Linked DNA regions of Homo sapiens: region 1 is linked to region 2. Evidence: chromatin contacts called from ENCODE Hi-C or POLR2A ChIA-PET data. All regions are on one chromosome and are shown on one strand. Each heading gives the region's core, a stretch centred on a gene start or an enhancer-like site at or near the end of the contact. The rest is flanking DNA. Distances are from core to core; before and after follow the strand shown. Region 1 holds the start of LOC102724008 (a long non-coding RNA gene). Region 2 has its middle 21 kb from the start of PPP1R21.

Region 1 (6,592 bases), core at 4,093-6,592, 170 kb after region 2:
TACCCTCATTTTATTTCTGTACTTAGAGAAAATAAATGTAAAAAAGAGAAAAATGGTCATTAAATGTGACAATTCTTATCTGAGCATTATAAAAAAGTTGATTAAGGTAAAGAAAAGTAAATGCCAATTTTTCCTTTGGATGGTTGAAATAAAAATAATATTTTAATAATAACAATAGCTTATGTTTACTAAGGACTTACTACATACTACACCTTAATCAGGCACTTCAGATGTGTTTTTTCCTTTAATTTTTATGACAAAAACTCTATGAGAATAGTACTGAGTTACTCCAAATTTTATAGATAAGGAAACCAAGGCATACAGAATTCAAATAGTTAAAAGCTATTTTGTCTCAAATGCACTCCAACCAAGCACTCGCTCCTACCGCCCCACTGAAGTAGCTCTTGCAGTCACTACTGACCTCCATGCTGCCAAATCCAGTGGTCCAATCTCAGCCCTCTTTATACTTGACCTGTCTTCAGCACTCAACACAGTTGCTCACTCCCTTTTCTTCAAAACACATCTTTTTCACTTAGTTTTGGAGACTCACTTGCTTCTCCTTTTTAGCTCTGTGGCTGTTGTTTCTGTCTTCTTTGCTGGTTCCACCTCATTTCCCTGACTAGTGGAGTGTCCCAAGTACCCAATGGCCCAATCATTAGACATCTTCTTTATCTATACTTCCCCACTTGGGAATCTCACCCAGGGAGGGTCATGGCTTGGAAGCAATCCAAGCAGGGAGATTCTAATTTATGTCTTTAGCTACACTTCTCCTCTAAACTCTGGAACTTTCTACATATTACAGCACTTGATATCTCCACATGAATATCTGATAGGCATCTCAAACTTGATGTGTCCAAAACCAAATGTCTGATTACCTGCCTACTCCCACCCCAAATCTGCGTGTCCTACAGGATTTTCATCTTAGTAAATGACAGGTCTGTGCTTCTAGTTGTTTAGGCCAACAACTTGGGAGTCATTCATGATTATTTGCTTTTGTTCACACTTGATATCCAGTCTGTCAGCAAATCTTGTGATTCCACCTTCAACATATATCTGGAATATGACAACATCAACTGTATCAACTGTTGCCATCCTGGTTCAAGCCACTATCAATTTCTCCTGGATTATTGCAATAGTCTCCTAATTAGTGATGTTATATCCAGTCTTGCCTCTTCCAATCTTCTTAACAGAGTAAACAAAATGATCCCTTTAAAACCCAAGTTTTTAGCCATTCCTCTGCTCAAAACCCTCTAGTGGCTTCCATCTCATAGGCAGCACATGCTCCTGTCCTCCTGTGGTCCCAAATGCCCTACATGATGGGAACGCTGCCCTCCTCTCACCCCCTTCCTCTCCAAATACTCTTTCCCTCCCTGCTGCAACTCCGGTCACACTGTCTTCCAAACACACCTGGCATGCTCCCACCTCAAGAACTTTGCCTATGGTATTCTTCTGGTCTCTACTTCTTCCCCCAGGGTCCTTCCCTTCCCACCTTTTGTCCTCTGCTCAGATGCCACTGTATTAGTGAGGCCTTCCCTAGCTACCCTATAAAAATTAGTAATGTCCTCTCCCTCCCTTAACCCAAACCTCCCTTTCCTTTTCCCTTGCTCTGTTGTTCTCCATAGCACTTACCACAATTTGATAATTCCATATATTATCTATGTATTTATTGACTGTCTGCCCCTAAGCTTCATGAGAGAGAAATTTTATCTTGTCTACCTTCATATTTTCAGCACCTAGAACTGTGCCTGGCACCTAGTGTTTAACAAACATTATTCGTATAAATAATGCATTAATTGTAGCTTTATTACCATAAAATATTATTACTGATGTTGTTATGTTAGTTCAGATTTTTCCTTCTTTAGGTAGCTAATTTCTATTCACCCTCCAAGACTTCAGTTAGGAATCCCAAAATCCTACAGGTTTTCCTTTGTCTCCAAGGCTGCATTAGTGTCCCCTCTCTAAGCTCCCGTGGGAAACTGAGCACATCTCTATCACAGAGCAGACCTCGGTCAGATGATAATGTCTATTTACCTGGATTACCAGCAGGGCATATTATCTTTTTTTTTTTTTTCTTAAGAGACAGGATCTTGCTCTGTTGCCTGGGCTGGAGTGGAGTACAGGGGTGGTGTGATCATAGCTCACTGCAGCCAGCCTCAAACTCCTGGGCTCAAGTGATCCTCCTGCCTCAGCCACATAAGTAGTTGGGACTACAGGCACATGCCACTGTGCCTGGCAAATGTTTTAATTTTTATTTTTGTAGAGATGGGCTCTCACTTTGTTGCCCAGGCTTGTCTCAAACCCCTGGATTCAAGCAATCCTCTTGCCTTGGCTTCCCAAAGTGCTGGGATTACAGGTGTGAACCACAGCACCCGACCATGGTATGTTTTATCAGGGGCCTCCCACAATGTTTGGCAAACATCAAGTAGATGTTTGAAGGCAGGAAGAAGGGAAGGATGAAGGAAGAAAGGAAAGAGGAAGGAACTAAGGGAAGAATGATGAAAGATAGGCTATGGCTTTCCTTTCAATGAAAAAAAATCAAATACTTAACAAATTTCAGCTAACATACACTTTAGGAATACTGCAGACTTCCTTTTCTCAAAAAAAATTGTGGCAAAATGCACATAAAAATTTACAGTTTTAATTTATTTTATTTTATTTTATTATTATTATACTTTAAGTTTTAGGGTACATATGCACAATGTGTAGGTTAGTTACATATGTATACATGTGCCATGCTGGTGTGCTGCACCCATTAACTCGTCATTTAGCATTAGGTATATCTCCTAAAGCTATCCCTTCCCCCTCCCCCCAATTATTTTTAACTGTGTAGCTCAGTGGTATTAAGTACATTCACATTGTTGTGCAACCATCCACCACCAGAACACTTTTCATCTTGCAAAACTGAAACTCTGTACCTGTTAAGCAATAACTCTTCATTTCCCCCTTTCCCCAGCCCCTGGAAACTATGATTTAACTTTCTATCTATGATTTTGACTATAGGTACGTTTTATCAGTGGAATAATAAAATACGTGTCTTTTTGTGACTGGCATAATGTCTTCAAGGTTCATCCACTTGGTAGCATGTATCAGAATTTCATCCATTTTTAAGGCTGAATAATACTTCATTGTGTGTACATATTTTGCTTAAACGTTTATCTGTCAATGCACACAAGTTGTTTTCACTTTTTGGCTATTGTAAATAATATTGCTATGAACATGAGTGTGCCAATATATGTTCAAGTCCCTGCTTTTCTTTTCTTTCTTTCTTTTTTTTTTTTTTTTCTGAGACAGGGTCTCACTCTGTCACCCAGGACGAAGTGCAGTGGCATGATCTCAGTTCGCTGCAGCCTCGACCTCCTGGACTCAAGCAATCATCCTACCTCAGCCTCCCAAATAGCTGGGACTACAAGTGCATGCCACCACACCCGGCTAAAGTTTGTATTTTTTGTAGAGACAGGGTTTTGCCATGTTGCCCAGGCTGAAGTCCCTGCTTTCAATTCTTTTAGGTGTATATCAAGAATTAGAATAGCTTGACTATATGATAGTTCAATTTTTAATTTTTTGAGGAACTGCCATACTGTTTTCTATAGTGGCTGCACTATTTTACATTCCTACAACAGTGCACAAAGGCTACAATTTCTCCACGTCCTCACTAATAATTATTTTCTGTTTTTTCTTTTTTAAAAAAATAGCAGCCATGCTAATGTGTATCAGGTGGTACAGACTTCCTTTTAAAATCTAAGTACATCTGCAAATAGATGCAAGCCCTCAGCTATAGGTCATTAGCCTGAAAGGTAGCCAGCAGTCCTGAGATGAGCTTCTGGGATTTGTTCACCGGCTGCACTCCCTTTTCTCTGCTGGCTCCCTTGCTGGTTTCTAGCAGAGCCCCACAGACCACTATTGAGCAACTTCTGGGGTGTAAAGTCTCACAATCCCTGATGCCCAGCTGCTCAGCAGCATTAAATATACACTGTGAACTGTACTCTCCTCTCTTCTCCAGCAGCCCTGGTGCTTACTTTCTGTTAGTGTGTGGGGTTGCCTCTCCGTACTCATGGGTCCAACTCCTCCCTAAAATTCCATAGTTCACAGAAGGCAACTGAGGTTTACTTGCAGAAAAGAGATAGCATAAGGACAATTAAGCAGTCTGAGTGAGTTATAAAACAAAATAAAAAGAAAGTGAGGACAGGTTCTGAGGACTTCTTGTAGTGTGGGCTAACAAGGACAAGTGAAGGAACACCTGGCAGGCTCTTCCCGCAACTGCATACCCCAGCATATCAGCCCATCACCCGTGGAGTCCAACTCTGTTCTTAGGGAGCTTTGGTGTGGCCTTGGATTATTTCCTCCATATCACAGACAATTCTAAAAATATTTCCAAAAACTTCCTTATGTGCAGGATAATGGAAGGGAAGCTGTGATTTAAAAATGTTAATTTAACAATGAACTGTTTTGCTTGGCAAGTCAGTAAACCTCATCGTGTCTGTTTTCTCAGCTATAAAATGAAACTCTTGGACAAAATGTCTTAAGGACCCTGCCAGCTCTAAATAATTTTAATTCCAAAACTTTGGGGGACCAAAAAAAAAATCCTTTTACTTTTAGAAATGTTTATATATATATAGTTATATACTTTATCTTGGATATATTCAGCCCATAAATTTTTGAGTAGTCTAATGTTTAAATAAGTGAGTGGTTTTCTAAATATAACTTAGGCAGAGCAGTTCACTTGGGGTTATGCTGGCTGAATTTCAAGTAATCCACCAAGTGGATAATTCACATATGGTCAAGCATTAGAAGGCTCCAACCAGTCTTTAAAAGGCCTGAGAGTCAAAGCAATTCTATCTTATTCTGCACTGTATGGTGACCTGGTTAATACAGAGTAAACCTCTGAAAATGTAGGCTTGAATGTTTGTTGCTGTTTGTCGTCTGCCAGAAAATTGTAAATTTGCGTGTCTGCATTTGCAGAGAGGGCTGTGACTTCTCAGTCATTTGCCCTCTTAGCCATCAATTTTTCTCTTCTAAAAGCACAGCCAAAAATGTCACTGGATTAACTGTAAATATGAAAAGCTGCCTCAGAAGCAAATATAATACCAAGTGCTCAGTGGTACTCAAAGGATAAATTTCCCACGTTTCACTCCCTTTTATTCATTTACTCACTGTCAAATTCACATTGCAAACAGTGTAAAAAGAGACAAAATTCAGAATTGTCATCAGCTCCCAGAGGATCACCAGGATTGAAAGGTAAAAAGCCTGTTATTGCTATGGGCCAGGAGCTGTTTTAATGGCTTTCCCAGCCTGTTGAGAGTCATTTCAGGATGCTGAGTCAAAGAGAGTGAAACTTGGAGTGACCCAGCTGTTAGTCTCTGGCATACCTTTTAACTGATGTCACCAGGCATTTCTTAGAGAGTAGAGTAAGCCACTGTTCTTCTGCCAGTCATGTTCATTTTTGTCAGTTTTTTAAGTAAAAATATTACTTTATAGAAAATAATCCTTAATAGCTACTCATTCAGTCATTCTATATTCTGGATAAACTTTAAAAATAAAGTTAAACATGCTGCCCATGACTTGATGTGTGTTTTTTGTTTGTTTGTTTCTGTTTGTTTGTTTTGTTTTGTATTTGAGACAAGGTCTCACTCTGTCACCCAGGCTAGAGTGCAGTGGCATGATCTTGGCTCACTGCAAATTCCGCCTCCAGGGTTCAAGTGATTCTCCCACCTCAGCCTCCGAGTAGCTGGGACTACAGGCACATGCCACCACACCCAGCTAATTTTCGTATTTTTAGTAGAGACAGGGGTTTCACCATGTTGCTCAGGTTGGTCTTGAACTCCTGTCCTCAAGTGACCCACTTGCCTCGACCACCCAAAGTGCTGGGATTACAGGTGTGAGCCATCGTGCCCAGGCTGATGTGTAATTTTTTTAAATGTGCCAGTAGTTAGTACAAACAGAAGAGAATCTCCTAGATAGTTCTCCATTTTTAAACCACTTAACACTCATTTTAGTAGCATTCAGTGTATAGGATAGATACAAATAAAATGAATTACTTTAATGATTCTAAAATAGGTTTGCAGTTTCTGTTTGAAAATTTTTATTATCAATTGTATCAGTTCAGGAAACAAACCACTCTGCTATTAAAATAGGCAGAAGAGCATTTAAAATAGGGAATTGGGTGCTTTCAAAATTGCTGGGGAGGTTGTTAGGAGTGTGTCTGTTCAGGCTGCTATAACAAAATACCATATACTTGGTAGCTTATAAACAACAGAAATTAATTTCTCGTAGTTCTAGAGGCTGGGAAGTCCAAGATCAAGAAAGACCATCCTTCATATATGGACATCTTCTCACTGTTTCCTCACATGGTGGAAGGGGCTAGCTAGCTGTCTGGGGTCTCTGTTATAAGGACACTAATTTTAATAGTGAGAAGTGTGCCCTTATGACCTAATCACCTCCCAAAGGCCCCACTTGCTAATACCATGACCTTGGGGGTTAGGATGTCAGTATATGCATTCCGAGGGACACAAATATTCAGACCACAGCATTCAGGCCCTGCCCGCCCCCCCCCCACCCGCCAAAATTTATGTCTTTCTCACATGCAAAATGCACT
Region 2 (6,761 bases), core at 1,149-3,648:
ATTCCAGCCTGGGTGACGGAGTGAGATCATGTCTCCAAAAAAAAAAAAAAAAACAACAACAAACAAAATCTAGAAATCAGAGCAGGGACCAGGTAAGTGATACCACAAGGAAGCTGACGGGTATGTGCAGAATATTGAACTATTGGACAACTGAACAAAAAGGGAGACCAAGAAGTGCTTTAGATGAGACAAGTTTTTCCTCATAAAGCTAAACATAAGTGTACACTCTGAAAACATATGTCCATAAAAAGATTTATGCAAAAATATTTATAGCAGCTTTATTCATAATAGCCTAAATTGGAAACAATCTAGATGCTCAGTAAGAGGAGAGTGCATAAACAAATTGTAGTAAATGCGAGCAATGGAATGCAACTCAGTAAAGACACAGATGAACCTCAAGAATATCATGCTGAGCACAAACAGCCATACTCAAAAAGACTACACACTGCAAGCGTGCATTTTATATAAAATTCTAGAACAGGCAAAACTTATCCATGGTGAAAGAAATCAGATAAGCGGTTTGGGGGTGAGGACACAGTTCGCTGCCAAAGCACAGGTGGTAACTTTCTGAGGTGATGGGAATGTTCACTATCTTGATGAGGGTGTGGGTTACCAGGTGTGAGCATTTGTCAACACTCATTAAATTGTATGCTTAATACCTGTGCGTTTCACTATATGTAAGGATAAGTCAGTTAGGGAGGAAGGGGAGGACAAGGAATGGGAGGTGGAGAGAGAGAGAAGGGGAGGGAGGGAGAGAGAGGAGAAAGAGAGAGATAGAGAGACCTAACAACCAGACAACTGCAATAAGTTTTCAAGAAAGCCTAAATGTAGACTGTTTGTATGGTCATTTAGATCAGGGGTGTCCAATCTTTTGGCTTCCCTGGGCCACAGTGGAAGAAGAATTCTTTTACTACACATAAAATACACTAATACTAACGATAGCTGATGAGCTGATAAAGGAAAAATCACACCAAAAAATCTCATGATGTTTTAAGAAAGCTTACGAATTTGCGTTGTGCTGCATTCAAAGCCGTCCTGGGCTGCATGTGGCTCGCAGGCCACGGGTTGAACGAGCTTGATTTAGATGACTCCAAGGAATTATAAAATGTTCTTTTTTTTTTTTTTTTTTGAGACGGAGTCTTGCACTTTCGCCCAGGCTGGAGTGCAGTGGCCGGTCTCAGCTCACTGCAAGCTCCGCCTCCTTGGTCCTCGCCATTCTGCCTCAGCCTCCCAAGTAACTGGGACTACAGGCGCCCGCCACCACGCCCGGCTAATTTTTTGTATTTTTAGTAGAGGCGGGGTTTCACCGTGTTAGCCAGGATGGTCTCGATCTCTTGACCTCGTGATCCACCCCCGTCGGGCTCCCGAAGTGCTGGGATTACAGGCGTGAGCCACGGCGCCCAGCCTACATAATGTTTTTGATGAAATAAGGGCGTGTGGCTATGTAAGAACATGCCAGCCGGGTGCGGTGGTTCACGCCTGTAATCCCAGCGCTTTGGGAGGCCGAGGTGAGCAGATCACTTGAGGTCAGGAGCTCAAGACCAGCCTGGCCAACATGGAGAAATTCTGTCTCTACTAAAAATACAAAAATTAGCCGGGCATGCACCTGTAGTCCCAGCTACTTAGAAGACTGAGGCGGGAGAATCGCTTGAACCTGGGAGGCGGAGGTTGCAGTGAGTCGAAATCGCGCCACTGCACTGCAGCCTGGGGGACAAGAGTGAAACTCCATCTCAAAATAAAATAAAATAAAATAAAATCGGATACATAAAGCAAGAGTGACAAAAACTTGATATTCCAGAACTTGGGTGGTAGGTATGTGGGGATTTATAGTTCTTTTCACTGTTTTGTGTATATTTGAAAAATTTCAAAATAAAAAGAGAGGCTGCCTTAGGTAAACAAAGACAGTATATAATACCCACAGTGTCAAAGCAGAAAGTATATGGACGCTCTCAAAAGTTATTTCTCTTATCAGACCAACTCTCCCTGCTTTCTTCCTGCCTTGGCTGATGATTTACCTTTTATTAAAATTCTCACATTCCAATACCTTGATTACTAATGGTTATATTAATCACTTTTATTTCATATTTCAATCAACAGATCAACATTTATTATTAGCCATGAATATGTGCCGCTGAGAACGTCCGGAAACCTCCTCCTCCTCCCGTTCTCCGTTCCACCCAGAGGAGTCGCTCCCCAGAACGGTCCTTTCTGCCTGGTAGAACCTCGTATCACCACCAGGGGGCGTGCCATCACTGAATTTGCTCCGCGGCTGCTTCAGGAAAGATAAAATCAGCCCCGCAGTCTGAGTAACTGGTTACCAGGGTTTCGGCGCACCCAGGACCGGTGTTTGTCATTGTTTAGGCACGTCTCTGGTGACTTCATTCCACTATACCCAAGTCTTTTTGGGGAAACAATTACCCTATTTGAACAGAACAAGTAAGGCAAATTGGTAACTGGAAGATGACTAGGTGCTTCTACAGGATGTGTTGGGACATCCTGTCTTCCCCTGGGGCTTAGCTTTGGGTGTGGACCCTTCCTTCTCACTTGATGGTTGGGAAAGGATACCCCCCTCTCTGCAGGGGCACAGCCCCTTCTTTGTCCTGGATAGGCCTGGCTAGCAGAGCAGGAGTGAGCTGGCCCGTGTGGACAGGGGCGTCACTGGGGACAGACGAGGGGCCTCGACCTTCAGAAGCCTCTGTGGCAGGGAAGACCCCGAAGATGGCGGGACCGCTCTAAACTGCCAGGCGCTCTGCAGGCTCGGGCGCCCATTCTCTTGCACACCCCTGGGCCTCCCGTTCCCTCTGGCCATGCACTGAGTGCCTGCTGGGCTCCAGGCCACCTTCCTGCTCCGTGAGCCAGGGCTTTAGAGGACACAGGGCTTGAGCGGGAGGATGAGAGAGGGAGGGCTTCTCTCAATCGCAGATCTGATCCTGCCACTTCCCGCTCAAGAAAATCCTTTAGAGGGGGCAGCTTCGGATGGCTCCCTGTGGCCTCCAGTAAAAAGCAGAAGCCCTGTCATGGCCTAGGGGCCTGCACAATCAGCCCCTCCCTCCTCGGTGCCACTCTGCGCTGCCCGTGTTCACTGCCCTCCAGCCCGGGCGGCCTCTCGGTCCCCACTGCCCTGTGCTCACCGAGATGCTGTTGGCTCTGCCTGAAGAGTTCCTCTCCTGGACCCCTCCGTGCTCCCAGCCAAAGGCCTCCCCTCAGGCATTCTTCCTGCATCCTGAGCTTTTCCTTGGAAGCTTCTGCCACAACCATAACCCCATGCTTCCGACTCCCCCACTAGACTCTGAGCAACACAGAAACAACAGCATTTCCATAAAACCTTTTGAAAAACTGAAAATACTCTACGCATCCATCACGACCTCAAGCAGTGAACCAGGTAGCTGAGGCTTTGCTTTCCAAGAAGACTCCAAGGAAAGTGGCACAAAGAGAAAGAAAGTATTTGGGAATGAGAACCCTTCCTGAAGCCTTGGCATCACACCACGGTCAGCAGTCTTCTTTCCCTGTGTGTAAAGCTGACCCTAGCCAGGGATCAAGGGAGATCAGAGCTTATGAAAGGCAGGAGTAACGGCTGAGCAGAGAAGTGGCAGGAGCATGATAGTCATAACCAGACTGCTCAGAGCATAGAGTCCAGAAGCACCCCTTTTGCCTCCCTCTATGATATCTCCCAGTCCCTCCCTGCTCTAGGCCTTCCTAGCAGAGCTATCACCAAAGGGGGCCTCTGGAGGAGAAAAGGAATCAATGTGAAAAATTAAATTCTGGCTACTGTTCCTCTATACATTCATATGTTCATTTAATAGACCAATGGGGTGGTGCATGTGCCAGGCACTGGGATAGGTGCTGGAGATGGCTTTGAAGAGCTCAGACATAGCCAGCTGATGGGGGAGGCCATTAGTAAGAAAATCATTATGGTGCAACAGAAGCACTTTAGCAGCTTCATGTACAAAGAGGACTCCACTAACATAGAGGGACAAAAGCCTGGACCTTCTGGGGATGGAGAGGAGGAAGGCAGGAAGGTGCTAAGTTTAGGGAAGATATACAGAGCAGGTGGGCATTTGAAGATCAGGTTAGCCGGTCAGCCAATAAATGCTTACTGAGTGCCTTCTGGGTGCCAGGCACCCTTATAGGTGCTGGAATGCATCAGGGAAGAAAACAGGCCCTGCCCTCATGGAGGTGGTATTCTAGTGGGGTGGCGGGGAGGGATGCCGCGCATAAATATGAATAAAAAATAGAATAAGTAAGTGCATTCTATAGCGGGTTAGAATGCTGTGGGGAAAATAGAACAGTGTAAGGAGGTCAGGAGAGTTGGAGAGGGGTTTAGCATTTTTGGGGAGGTGGTCAGGTAAGCCTCAAGGAGAAGGTGACATTTGAGCAAGAACTTACCATAAGAGAAGGAATAAGCAGAGCCCAGGTATGGTTACCTGGGGGAAGTGATCCAGACATGGGGAGCAGCCAGGGCAAAAATCCCTGACGCTACAATGTGCTGGCATGTTTGAAGAGCAGCAAGGTCAGTGTGACTGGAGCAGAGGGCAAGGAAGGAGGAGAGAAGGTCAGATTGCAGAGGGCCTTGTGGGGAGTTTTAAAGACCTGGACTTTGACTCTGAGAGAAATGTACCATCATAGGAGCAGCGGTATGCTGGCCAACTAGGTCTCAGAAAAATAAAAATAAAAAGCCCTGGTTTGTAGCATTTGCCAATTTCTGTGGTAAATCTCCCACCTTGGCCTATTTCAAGCCATGAGTGTGGCATTCCTGACCACAGATAGGGGAGAGATGTGCAGGATTGGCCCTCACTAACTAATGCTTGCCATTCCAGCCCACCTCTGCTTTGGAGAATTCTGAGCAGAGATATGACATGATCTGACTGTGTTGCAAGGAGGTCACTCTGGCTGCTGTGTTGAGAGCATACAGGGGGCCAGGGAAGCAAGGGCAGAAGCAGGGAACATTTAGGAAGCTCTTGCAGTGATTCAGGTAAGAGAGGACATGTTCAGAGATTAGGTATTCACTACCAATATGGTGACTCAAAGGCAGATTCTAGGTGTTTTCTGAAGGCAGCATATAGAAGCCCACCTGGATGTCTTGGCAGACAGGATGTGGGTTATGAGAGGAGAGCAATTCAGGGTGGCTCTAAGCTTTGATAGAAGTTTTAGGGGGAATGGGAGGAAAGGCATTCTAGGCATAGGGTACAGCATGTGAAAAGCCACACACATAAGCATACATTCTATTTGGGGACAGAAATGAGGAGTGTGGCTGTTGAACCAGTTATGTGAGCAGAGGGAGCAGATAGGGCTGGTAAAGAGGGTCCTGTTCAGGTGTACCCCAGACAGGAGCCAGAACTTCCAGGCAGTTTTGAAGATATTCCTCCTCCAGGACCGGGAGGAAAATTCTTTTTTTTCTTTTTTTGAGATAGGGTCTTACTTTGCTGCCCAGACTGGAATGCAATGGCATGATCATGGCTCACTGCAGCCTCCACATCCTGGGCTCAAGTGATCCTCTTACCTCAGCCTTCTGAGTAGGTGGGATGACAGGCATGCACCACCATGTCTGGCTACTTTTTAATTTTTTTGTGGAGATGGGGTTTCGCCATATTTCCCAGGCTGGTCTTGAACTCCTGAGCTCAAGTGATCCACCTGCCTCGGCCTCCCAAAGTGCTGGGATTACAGGCATGAGCCACCGCACCTGGCCCCACAGAGTCTTTCTGCACAGCACTTGCAATTGTATTCCAGGTGGATCTTGAACTTCAAACCCCATCTATGCCACAGAATAGTTATTACTTACTCAGATGCAGTCTTGGGATGTTTTTCCTACTTAGATGTTTTGTTTTCCCAGTTAGCCTGGTAGTGTGTGTTCAGGGGCTGACCTAGCCAGGGCTGAACTCACAGAGGCTCTCAGGGATATTTATTGTATTCAGATGACCCAGGCTCCAAAAAAGCAAAGAATAGATATTCAATGTTCACGCTCAGGGTCTGAAGGGGGTATCCATCTGTCTCCACCAAAGATGGAATTCCTTTAAAAGGACCATAAGTGTGTGTGTGTGTGTGTGTGTGTGTGTGTGTGTGTGTGTGTGTCTTTGTAGGTATGTCTGTTTTTGAGGATTAAACATATTAATAACAACTCTCATTTATTAGATGCCTACTGGGCACCAAGAACTTGATATTCTTATTGAAGCCTCACAACAACAACAGTGCAGTGAGGAATGTAATTATGGAATCTCTGATTAACAAGCTGGTCATTAGAATGACATGTGACTCCCTGATTCATTTTATCTTTGGAGATATTTGATGATTCTTACAGCTTATTTATTTGCAAAATAAATTTTATGAATTTATCCCCCTTACAGTTTTTATGAGCTTGCAAGTGTCTGTAATTCAAACCCAACTATGCATGATAACTAAGATTAATTTAAAAAAATACAAATGCATGTCTGCTTTCAAATGTTTGTAATGAATGGTAATATTAATAGATGGATAGCTCTAAGCCAAATGATTTTACTAAAAGAAAATGCTCATTTGAATAACTGCTAGATCATGAAGAATAAATCTTGAGCTAAAAGCAAAATAATGATAATAATGTCAGTTACAAATGTGTATTCTATGTGCTTTGGTAATTTGTCCTAAACTTACCCTTAGGAACACAAGTCACAAAATGCTTCTGTTGCTATGTTGATGCTCAGGATTGTAGAGAGACTTGCTCTGTCCTTGACTCCCTTCATCTACCTCTTGCCACACAGAGAAAGTCACACAAGAAATACAGCTGTCTC

The links. A loop is a pair of places that touch in the nucleus more often than their neighbours do. ChIA-PET counts read pairs that join two places held with the same protein, here RNA polymerase II (POLR2A). Pooled maps may share reads with other maps.
Region 1: a loop to region 2 is called in a map of mammary epithelial cell, with 5 times the contacts of the local background. The contact joins two enhancer-like sites. A Hi-C loop is called at or near these places in 13 of 168 maps with a recorded cell type or tissue (IMR-90, aorta, ascending aorta and 9 more), 9 of 37 single-sample maps with no recorded cell type and 23 of 50 pooled maps. POLR2A ChIA-PET finds 5 or more read pairs at or near these places in 3 of 52 experiments (OCI-LY7, WTC11 and endothelial cell of umbilical vein).

The regions. Positions count from the first base shown.
Region 1 is chr2:48,247,486-48,254,077 of GRCh38, reverse strand. It overlaps LOC102724008 (a long non-coding RNA gene), which reads right to left and starts at 575. Exons shown (of 3, transcript XR_001739457.2): 1 at 422-575. Within about 2 kb of position 5,342, at least 8 of the 41 ENCODE cell types and tissues checked have a DNase peak (open chromatin) inside an H3K27ac peak, as active enhancers do; they include mammary epithelial cell, where a contact is called at or near this core.
Region 2 is chr2:48,416,393-48,423,153 of GRCh38, reverse strand. No RefSeq gene overlaps it. Among named protein-coding and RNA genes, the nearest start is that of PPP1R21, 21 kb to the left of the region's middle. Within about 2 kb of position 2,398, at least 11 of the 41 ENCODE cell types and tissues checked have a DNase peak (open chromatin) inside an H3K27ac peak, as active enhancers do; they include mammary epithelial cell, where a contact is called at or near this core.